Regions from separate parts of the Homo sapiens genome. Here region 2 is linked to region 1. A link is an interaction called in ENCODE POLR2A ChIA-PET data of the cell type or tissue named here. Cell type or tissue: PC-3. All regions are shown on one strand. Each heading gives the region's core, and the rest is flanking DNA. Links, peaks and the distances in the headings are about the cores only.

Region 1 (5,384 bases), core at 237-5,236:
GAACTAATAAACAGGTGATGTTTTAATTCACTGCATTTATAGTCATGTGTTATACAACAATAAGAAATAACAAATGCACAATGTATCCTCTTGGTACGTATGTTAGCTATCTCTTATGCCCTATTCTTAGTCAATGTTTAGTCCTATCATTTTTGTGGCAATCAGATTTGCATAGGTATAACCTCACAGCTCCTTTTCTCAACTACTTGCCTCTCACTTTCAGAATCAGGCTACCTCTGAAACTGGTGTTGCATGCTTATGGGAACAGGCTTAGTAGTCATTCATGTGCAACCTGGGGGTAAAAGGGACTTATAAGGCACCCTTGATTACTGGGGCAGGAGGCAGACGTAAAATGTTCTTCAACTTTTATTATCTAGTGATTAATCTATGATATGCTCTGGGCTTATTAAAAGGTCCCTACAGAATGGTCTCAGTTGCACAGATTTTTGACCACTCAACAATGTATCCTTTTATTGATTCATTATCAGTTACCTAGTCCAGATCTCTGGAACCATTGACCAAAATCAACAACCTTTAGGAACCCCCTACTTTCAGAGTCTAATTTCAGCTAAGGCAGTGGGAAATGAGCAATGAGTCCTTTCCATGCCTCCTTTAGGCACTGGTTTCTTTCTTTTGGGAATACAGAATAATCTCATTTTATTATTTTCATTGACATTTTGGAACTGCCATTTTTTTTATATATTTCAATCATAGTATTTGAGTATTTAGTATTAGAAGCTGCTAAATATGTCAGCTCAGATTTTTTGTACCCACATGATTTGAACAACATAAACTACATTACAGACTTCCTGATACCATTTCATTTTTCTATTTTAGTATACTAAATATTCCTGAACACATAGCTTTATTTGAATAATTTTTTGAATCAGTGTGTATGCATGTGAGTATAGACAAATGCATGTTGTTAATTGTTCCCTGATCAATCAAACTGAGTTCAAAAGTTTATATGCTATTTTTTAAAAGCAGTCTTTTAGGTTCTTTGTTGATATGTCTTTACATGATTATCTAAAGAGTAAAAAAAATACTATTTATATGTTCTATTATAACTTCTCTATTTTTATCATCCTAATTGGCCAGAATGTTGGAAGCCTATAGGGTTTAGCTGTATTTCAAACATCCCAATTTGTAGCAGACACTGTTGGTTACCCACAAAACAGACATACCCCAGGGCCCCTTCTGAGATCCAGAGGGAAAATTCGGCTTAGGCTAAATCAACAATGACATTTTCATTACCTTTGTCTATTAGTCTGTTCTCACACTGCCATAAAGAACTACCTGAGACTGGGTAATTTATGAAGAAAACAGGTTTAATTGACTCACAACTCTACAAGCTCAAAAGGAATCATGACTGGCAGGCCCCAGGAGACTTATGATTATGGCAGAAGGCAAAGGGGAAGTAAGCGCATCTTACCATGGTGAAGCAGGAGAGGGAGAGAGAATGGGAAGTGCCACATACTTTTAAACCATCAGATCTCGTGAGAACTCACTCAGTATCATGAGAACTGCAAGGGGGAAATCTGCCCCCATGATCCAGTGAACTTCTACCAGGCCCCTCCTCCGACACTTGGGGATTACAATTTGAGATGAGATTTGGGTGGGGAAACAGGACCAAACCATATCAAGTTACCAGGTATATAATTTGGTATTTGACACAAATTTTACCAGTAGAAGGTAAGAGCACATCAGCCAGGAAGCTTCTAGGAAAATATCCTGCTCTTGAGCCCTGGACATAAGTAAAGGATTCCCCTTTTACTATTTCTTTGAGTGGGATTGTTTAAAATTTTTAATTAAGAGACTTTATTTTTTAGACTACTTTTAGGTTTACAGAAAAATTGAGCGGAGAGTATAGAGAATTCCCATATATTCTTCTTTTCTCCTCTCCTGCATAGTTTACGCTAAGGCTCATTCGTTGTTTTATACATTCTATGTGTTTTGACCAATGTATGGCATATACTCACCATTACAGGATCACCCAGAATAATTTCAGGGACTGAAAACTCTCCTGTGTTCCACCTGTTTGTCATGCCTTCGCTCTCTTTTCCTGAGCCCCTTGCAACCACTGATGTTTCCGGTCTTGCCTTTCCCAGAATGTCATATAATTGGAATTATATAGTACATTGTTTTTCAAGCTTAGTAATATGAATTTAAAGTTCCTTTATGTCTTTTGTGTGGCCTGATGACTCATTTCTTTTTATTACTGAATAACATTCCATTGTATAGATGTAACACAGTTTATCCATTCACTTATTGATTGGCATCTTGGTTGCTTCCACGTTTGGCAGCTATGAATAAAACTGCTATAAACTTTGACATGAAGGTTTTTATGTGAATAGAAGTTTTCACCTCATTTGGGTAAATACCAAGGAACACGATTGCTAGACTGTATGGTAAAGGTATGTTTAGTTTTGTAAGAAACTTTTAAACTGTCTTACAATGTGATTGTACCATTTTGCGTTCCCACGAGCAATGAATGAGAGTACCTGCTGCATAACATCCTCACCAACATTTAATATTGTTAGTGTTTTGGATTTTAGTCATTCAAATAGGAACGTAGTGGTATCTCTTTGTTCTTTTAACTTGCTCTTTCCTGATGACATAAGATGAATATCTTTTCATAAGTTTATTTTGTGTGTGTGTATATATATATATATATATATATATATATAAAAAACATAGAAAATATATATGTATAAGGTGTCTTATATATAAGGTGTCTGTTCTTATATTTAATATTTTAATTCGGTTATTCATTTTCTTATTGTTGAATTTTAATAGTTCTTTGTGTATAAGTCCTTTAGCAGATGTATATTTTGCAAAAACTTTCTCTCAGTCTCCTTTTATGGAACAGGTTTTAATTTTAATAAATTCTAACTCGTCATTTTTTTTTCTTTTATGGATCGTGTTTGTTATGAGAACAACTTAGAATTGTAATGTCCCCTCCTTCCCCAAACTGGAAAGGTGCTGAGAGATCAAAGAATGGCTTGGGTAAGTCTGGTTTGATGAGTAGATGAGTTTATTAGGACTTACATATAGGGCACTCCTGGATAATGGTAGGACAGCTCTAGACGTCTATGCCACCTCCCTTCTCTAAACTGTTTTTGAGCTAATTTTCTGGCTCTTTGTTCATTGTGTTTGAACAATGAAACTGTTTTCCTTGGTAGGTTCTCAGATACTCTCCAGGATGTTTAGGTTCTCAGGGACACCTGTCCATACCTGGGCACCATTGCCTTGGTTCACTGTATAGCCTTCAAGGTTCAGGCAAAGGACACACATCTGTAAATAAGCTAGTCAGGGGCCCATCACACTACAGTGATTTTAGTGTTTTCTCTAAATGCTCATTGCCAAACCCAAGGCCACCTAGATTTTCTCCCATGTTGTCTTCTAGGAGTCTTGAAGTTAGGGAGTGCCAGTTCTCTAACTTTAATTTTCCCCTTCAAAACCATGTTGGCTATTTTGGGACTTCTGTCTTTCCATATAGACTTTCAAATCAGTTTGTTGATATTTACAAAATAAATTGCTGGAATTTTAATTGGGATTGTGTTGAACCTACAGATGAAGTTTAGAAGAACTGACATTTTAACAATATTTAGCATTCTCCTATTTTAAACATAAAATATTGTCTATTTCCTTATAATAAATCTTCTTTGATTTTAAAGTAGGTTTTTAAAAATACTTTTGCAGCTCCTTACTTTGTGAGCTAGGTATTATTCATGCTAAGTGCAGGAATCTGTCACCCTGGACATTCTAAATTTAGCCCAGGCTTCTGGTTCCATGACTAGTATACAGACTGAATTTTTATTTTTATTTAATTCTTACATGTATCAGTGATATAACAGGGAGAGAGTGATTGCACTAACCCTTTCTACTATACTCTCTAGTCCCAAGATCATACTTGCTCTGAACTCTTCATTTGACTGCATTTTGAGATTCATCAAGTCATTGATTGTGTTAAAATTCTTCACATTCATAGTTTCCTTGACAGTCTGATGGATTCACTTGTTCCTCACATTAGCAGTCTTTGCTACAGTGAATGAGAAAAGGAGGAAGGGAGGAAGTGTGAAAAGGTAAGCTTGAGAGTGAAAGGTCTCTGGCACCTGTGTGTGGGTTGTTATTTACATTCTGAGCACACTTCTGCAAGCTTAGTAATATTCACCATTCTGCAGTGTGCCATGAAATTAACTAATGGAGAAACATTTTATGAGTATCCTCATTGAGATTCACAGACTTAACCCAAAAAACAAATAAACAACAAGAACAACAGCAACAACAACAAAAAACCACTAGAGACCATCAGCAATATCCCTAACAAAATAAAAGAGTTTATGAAGGTTGAGAATAATTTTACTCTTACACAGGCATAAACTTTGTATTTCAAATAAGTGATAAATAATCTTTTAAAAAGACAATGTTCATAATGTTTTCGTGGGTTGGATTAGAATTCTATTTCATGTCAGTTCTGCTTGTGAATGATGTCATTTATTGGTAAACATTTCCAAGATATTTTTACATTGACAAAGAAAACAGGTCAGATATGAGTTGTTTTCCTTGATGCTAGTAATCATGTTTGAAATACATTAAAAATTGTCTCAGTTTGAGGTTTAATTTAGGATTACTTTTCTTTCTGTGTATCAAACACGATTATTAGTTTTCTGGAGAACAGTATACATATGTCCATATAACCAGGTGAATCTTCTGTGTTTGTTCCATGTACCGCAGAAAAACAAGTTCATTGACAAACTGTATAAAATGTGCAAACATGGACAATTTTGCCCAGTCTCACCTCTCTACTGGACCAATGAAATTCTCCTAGTTGCCAACTCTATACAAGCCCTGTCTGGGCAGAATTGTTCCTAATAATCCTTGTCTGAAATTAAGTACCCCGTGGCCTAATCCTGCATGATAAAACTTTCTAAAACCCAAGTACTCAAGTTACTCCAGAATTTCATGTGAATAAATTCATCTGATCAGTGGCAAGTTTCTAATGAATTCAATTTGATGCTTGATCCCTACAGATTTTCCAGTGGTCTTTGAGGAGAATTTGGCATTAATTATAAATACGCCATTATATGATTTTTACACTACTTTATCTTGCAACTTTGTAGTTTTAAGAGGCTTAGAAAAATTTTATTGATGGTATAAGGTTTTATGTTTTAAAATTTTACTGCTACTCAGCATTCCATAATATTACTAGTATAATTTATTGACCAATTTCCCTACTGGGTTTATCTATTCTCAGGCTAATGCCACTTTTTATAATATCTATACTTTATAAAATAGCTTGAGAATAACTGTTCTACTTATTTAAAAAATTGTTTCTTCAATTTTTTTTCTTTTACTCTTCTGTGAAATGCTTGTTAAATTTT
Region 2 (5,384 bases), core at 230-5,229, 680 kb after region 1:
GTCGCGCGCTCGCTCGCTCGCTCGCTTGCCCGCCCGCCCGCCCGCTTACTTGCTCGCCCGCCCGAGATACTCAGGACAATGGCTAGGGTTTGCAGCCTCAGCACACAAAGCAGGGGGCGGCAGAGGTGGGGGCGAAGAGGGTGAAAGGGAGAATAAAATCTTCCTCTCTAATCTGCAGAGGTCTTTGCTGAGTAATCCCGGCCTGAAACGCAGCACTCGCCCCTCCTCGTGTCAACAAAGTGTTAGCCAAGGGAAGCAGGTCTCAAAGTCTGTCCCCCTGTTCACAGCAGGGGTGGCATTTTTCAGCACTGTTTCTCCTCCATTCTCACCTTTCCTTGTGCCCAGACTGGGCCCCAGTTACATTGATTACCACCCTCTCCAGGATCAGAATTTTCTCTTGGGCCAAGGCCACAGAGGGTACCAGGGAAAGGAACGCAGAGCACTTCAGTGACAGCCATAAATACTACACCAGCAGGGACTTCTGCAAGGGGAAGGTCGAGAACTCTGCCAGAACGCCTTGAACTTCAGTCCGAGAGGACAGTCATGTGAAGGGGCTGAAGAGATTCGCTATTTCTGCCATATCTCCAATCCCTGCTCTTAGTATTAAATCTAAGGTAATACATGGATGTTCCTGAGATGGGCTGATCCCAAGCAGTGGAAAACGGAAACTCTGTTGAGCTGCCTAGGCTCTAGATAAACGGTGGCTGGGAGATGTCCCCCGCCTCCCTCTCGGTATTTTAGCTTCCTCTGTGCTTCCCCACAAGCAGAGTGCAGGCTCCACTGAACAGGAGCACCACCCCAGCCGTGCCCCGGTGCAAACTAGTCACAAATCCCCCTGAACAGAATTCTTAGAGCTGCCAGAAGGCAGAAGGGTAAGGGAGGGCTATAGTTTCCTCACCTTCAGTGTTTAGTGGGAATTGATACTTTAAAACTGCAAAGGGGTAGATCTATTCATGGCAGGAAGTCAGGTTTGGAAACACTGTCCACCTTCTAACCCACTGCTTTGGTCCCGGCCAACCTTGCTGTGTTTCCACTCCTCTTCCTTGGGAATGAGTCCTCTTATCTACATGATACAAATCCTGCACCTTCTACAACCCCCTAGGGTCAGGCCAACACCTATGGGGTCAATTTAGAGCTACAACCATGGGCCTGAAGATGAAATTCTCACCAAATCATATAGAATGAATGATTTAAAGAAGCAGGCTCCCTTTAAAAGGCAATTACTGCAGATAAGCTTGTTGACAGTTTTATATTACAACTCTGTGCAATGGCCTGCAGTTTTTAAAACTGTATCTTTTCAGTCCTGTTCTCTCACAGAAAGATAAAAAAATTAAAAAAAAAATTTCGAGTGTGAAGCAACTCACAAGGAAAAAGGATTTGGGAGACTAAATGACTTCAGGCCACCTAAGCTTCCTTCATTGGGTTAAAGGATGAAGCTCCAGGGACCCGGGGCTCCGCCCCTTTAATTAGGCAGCAGGAGAATACCTGGCTGGGAGCTGAAGCCCGTTTTCAGCAAGCCAAGGTTTGGAGGCCAGAGCGAACTGGAAGTAATGTTTGGGCGTGTGTATACACGTGTACACAAGTGGTGTACATTTATGTGTAACCATATAGAGACACACAGACGGTGTAGGTGTGCTCGGGGAATCAAGGGAGACAGTGAGTGCATTGAACCTTGCTGCAAAGGAGCAGAGCACAGCGCAAATTGCATACAGAACACTTCATTTAACTGCAGGCAAACACTACGACCACCCCTGTAGCTACCATAGTTGTTGTGGCCGCTGGCACACAGGCTGGCTTAACCTGGCGCCTGCCTACCCGAGCCGGGCAGAGGAGTACCTGCCATTTGCAGTGGCCGCGCTGGATGCAGGGGACTGAGCGGGTCGCCAGCGCCTAGACTGGCCCTCTCCACCACATCGTGGTCTGCTCGGCAGAAGAGACCGTCCTCCCGAAGCGCAAATTCGTCCCCAGGGATGAGCTGGCGGCTGCAGGCCACACAGCGGAAACACTCGATGTGATACACCTTGGAGCGGGCACGCATCACGAAGTCGTTCTTGCTGAAGCCGATGCTGCACTTGGCGCATTTGATCCCGTACAACCTGTGCGGGGGAGGGGGGAGCGGAGGCGGCCCAGAGCGGGGAGAGAAGTACAGGAAGAGGGGGTCACTTCAGGCCGGCACTTCCCTGGCCCAAGATCCCGGGCAAGACGCCCCAAGTAAACAGCATTTCCAAACAGAAGTTGGAAACAGAAGGACAGAAATGAAACCCTGCTCTCTCCTTCCCTGTCTCTCTTCCTTCCCCCATCTCTCTTTTCCCCTCCCTCCCTCCTCCCTTTCTTTTACTCCCGTTTCCTTTCCGATGAACCTCTGTCTTAGTTGGTAACTCTTAGCTCAAAACACCTAGCTTGTACCACAGAAAATGTATTGATGGGTTCCAAACTCGGGCTGCTGCTCTAGCAATCAATCCCAGTGTTGATCTTGCAGATCTTGGCAGGAAGGAATCCAGAAAGACTCTGGTGGCCACCGACACCAACACTTTCACTTCCCTATCCCACAATTTCTGCTGCTAGAAATGTCTAAAACTGCAACAAAAAGTCCTCCTTCCAAGAAAAAAGGAGGTAGGAGAAGGGGATTGTCACCCCACTCGGTTTGCAAACACTCACAAATAAACAAGCAGAATAACAAAATGAAACCTCTGAGAGTTTCCACATCTCCTTTTGCACAAGTACTTTCCAGTCTTTCTCCAACTAAAGATTTTCTTCAGGCAGCAATGTTAACAGAAAATTTCCTCTCCATTCTTCCTTGTATTATTATTTTTTTAAAAAAATCTGCGTCTGTTCCCTCAATCTTTTTCAAGTTGCTGAATCATCTACCTCATTTCAATTTTCTTGAAAACCATGACCAGAATGAAAAAAATGCAAAGACCCGCTTCTAAGGTCTTTCTCACTCCTGGCCTTTCCTTACCAAGGGACAATCTTTATAGGTTCCATCTAGGCTGCACTTCCCTGGCCCCTTCTCCATCTTTCAGGAATAACAGAAGCTGGGGCATTCCTACGAACAGAAAGAATGGAAGAGAGAGGAAAAGATCCACATAACAGGAGGAGGCATCCTGCTTCTCCAAGGAGAGATGTGGAAATCTAACTGTCCAGTCTGTTCTGCTTTTACAACTACAAGATTACACACACACACACACACACACACACACACACACACAGAGTTGAGAGAGAGTGAAGAGAAGGTAAAAATGATTAGTTCCTTCTACACATGTGTGTATCCAGAATTAGGCACATGCAAGCCTGTGTGCAATTGAGCAAAATACTATTTCCATAGCAGTAAAGATACTCCTGAAGTGGGCTCTCCTTCTCTAGAATCTTGCGTTTACACACCAATCTAGTAAACAATGAAAACGCTCATTTGTCAGAGGTTAGAAGGTGGACTCAAAAGTTTTTCCTCCCTCCGCCTACTCAATGTGAGATCTTCCATTTCATAGGGTGAAGACTTGACTTTGGCGGTGACCAAACAATTTAGAAAATCCCTCCCCCTTCCTGTACCCCGACTTCCCTTACTTCCTTTCACTCCCTCTCCGAAGTATTAACCTCCCCCAACCAGGTTAATTTTATCTACCAAGATTATACTCTCTGTGTCATGATTTTTAAAAAAGAAGAAAAAAATGCTGGATACTAAGTGAGCAGGAGCAAACTGTGACTGTATATTAAATCTTAACTAAACTTTAATAAAAGTTCTCAAGCTCCAGAAACCATTTGCCTAACAAAAGCTAATTAATTACTTGTTAATAGCCACCGGACATTTAAAAAGTGATATTTTGCTATTATTTAACATAATAATGATGCTGATGTCTCTTCTGTTTGTTAATAAAATGAATACAATTTTCTTTAGAGACTACTGGCTTTCTAAGGCAGAAAACAAAGTTTCTGATACATACACACAAGTCAGAGGAAACTTGAGATTAGCAAAACGTGTTGCAGAATAAATTGGAGGAAAAAAAAAACAAAAACTCTCCAAAACAACAAAACCAAACTCAGAAAGTTCCTATGTTGTTTCAGTCTTGTCAATTTGGACAATTCGCTCATTTTATCAGTTACCAGATTTTAATGTGAGAAAGGAAGCTGTTCAATTATCTAAATATACCAATTGTTCGTAGACAGATGATGGGCAATTTGATCTGCTCTAATTCATCAGCTCAGATAAGATAAGAAAGAAGAGACAGTTAGATGTCACCAAAGGGTTAATATTTAAAAAGATTAAGTTTCCGGTGTTTTTTCCAAGGAATATTTAGGTTGGTTTTAAATTTTTCTCAGAAGGAGGTCTTACCCCAAAAATAAAAGGAGCAATACCTGTACTCGCTCTTTCAAAGTACATCTCTAAACATGCTTCGGTCAAACTTTTATTTCACCTATTGCATTGATGCCACCAAAGAATTTGTAAGCTACTAATTTTAAAAAGGACTAAAACAAACAGAACACTGCACTATACAACAAAAATCAACCCTATTTTAAAGCTAAAAATCCAAACTTCTCCATCTTTTTAAAATTTTGTTTTGTAAGGGGGAGGGTGAAAGAGGAAAATAATTTGTGCATCATAAACTCCAAGAGTAATTAAACAAGCCTCAATACCCCGGAATTATGAATACCACTGTTAAGGGTTTTTGTTTTTCTCAACTAAAGAATGAAATGAACAGCATAGCTTGATTTTTTTAACACATGTACAGGGTAACTTTGGCTTGTATGACTACACTGAGGCAAACTTCACAAAAAGACAAAGCCACACCAAATAATACATAAAGAGTGGGGAGATTCAGGGAAATCCCACAAAATTAAGAAAGAAGTGTAAATGCCATACCTGATATAATCTCTTTTACAGTAGGTTTTCCCATCCCTAACAAAGCATGTACAGCTCTCGTCCAAATACTGATTACACTCCGCACATTTCAAACATGCCGCATGCCATTCCAAATCCGGAGAAACCCTCAGAATATACTGATCGTGAATCTGATTGCCGCAACCAACACATAGGGAAATCAGACGTTTTTCTGAAATGAAAATAAATACATGATTGACTAACCGTTTACTTCCTACAGAGATAAACACACTTTTAGTGTCGTTCTCTTATAGGGCGTACTCTGGGAGGTTTTTTTCTTTCTTTCTTTCTTTCTTTTTTTTTTTTTTTAGAGCATTGCACTTTGGGATGGTAATTGAAATGTGCCATCAAAACCTTGACTCATTTTTAAAAGGAGGTGGAATATATGTAAAATGCAGATTGGAATAGTCTACATTTGTACGCCTAGCACGCAATCAAACCCGCTCATTTTGTATTTCTCCCCCCCCCCTTCCTCTTTGCTATAATCATTGGGAAAGATTATGGATAAGTC

Evidence for each region. Peaks named below come from ENCODE experiments on the same cell type or tissue, not always from the same donor. Only the 100,000 strongest peaks of a DNase experiment are listed, where the experiment ranks them.
Region 2: POLR2A ChIA-PET joins it to region 1 with 7 read pairs; 2 of 35 experiments call an interaction of 5 or more read pairs at or near these places.

The regions. Positions count from the first base shown.
Region 1 is chr5:52,060,217-52,065,600 of GRCh38, reverse strand. No RefSeq gene overlaps it. Among named protein-coding and RNA genes, the nearest start is that of LINC02118, 55 kb to the right of the region's middle. In PC-3, for the core only: no CTCF peak of the experiment used is centred there; no DNase peak of the experiment used is centred there.
Region 2 is chr5:51,384,202-51,389,585 of GRCh38, reverse strand. It overlaps ISL1 (ISL LIM homeobox 1), which reads right to left. Exons shown (of 6, transcript NM_002202.3): 2 at 4,856-5,045; 3 at 1,837-2,096. Among named protein-coding and RNA genes, the nearest start is that of ISL1, 3.4 kb to the right of the region's middle. RefSeq lists enhancers at 3,901-4,084, 3,901-4,429. In PC-3, for the core only: no CTCF peak of the experiment used is centred there; no DNase peak of the experiment used is centred there; H3K4me3 peaks cover 3,879 bases; H3K27ac peaks cover 774 bases.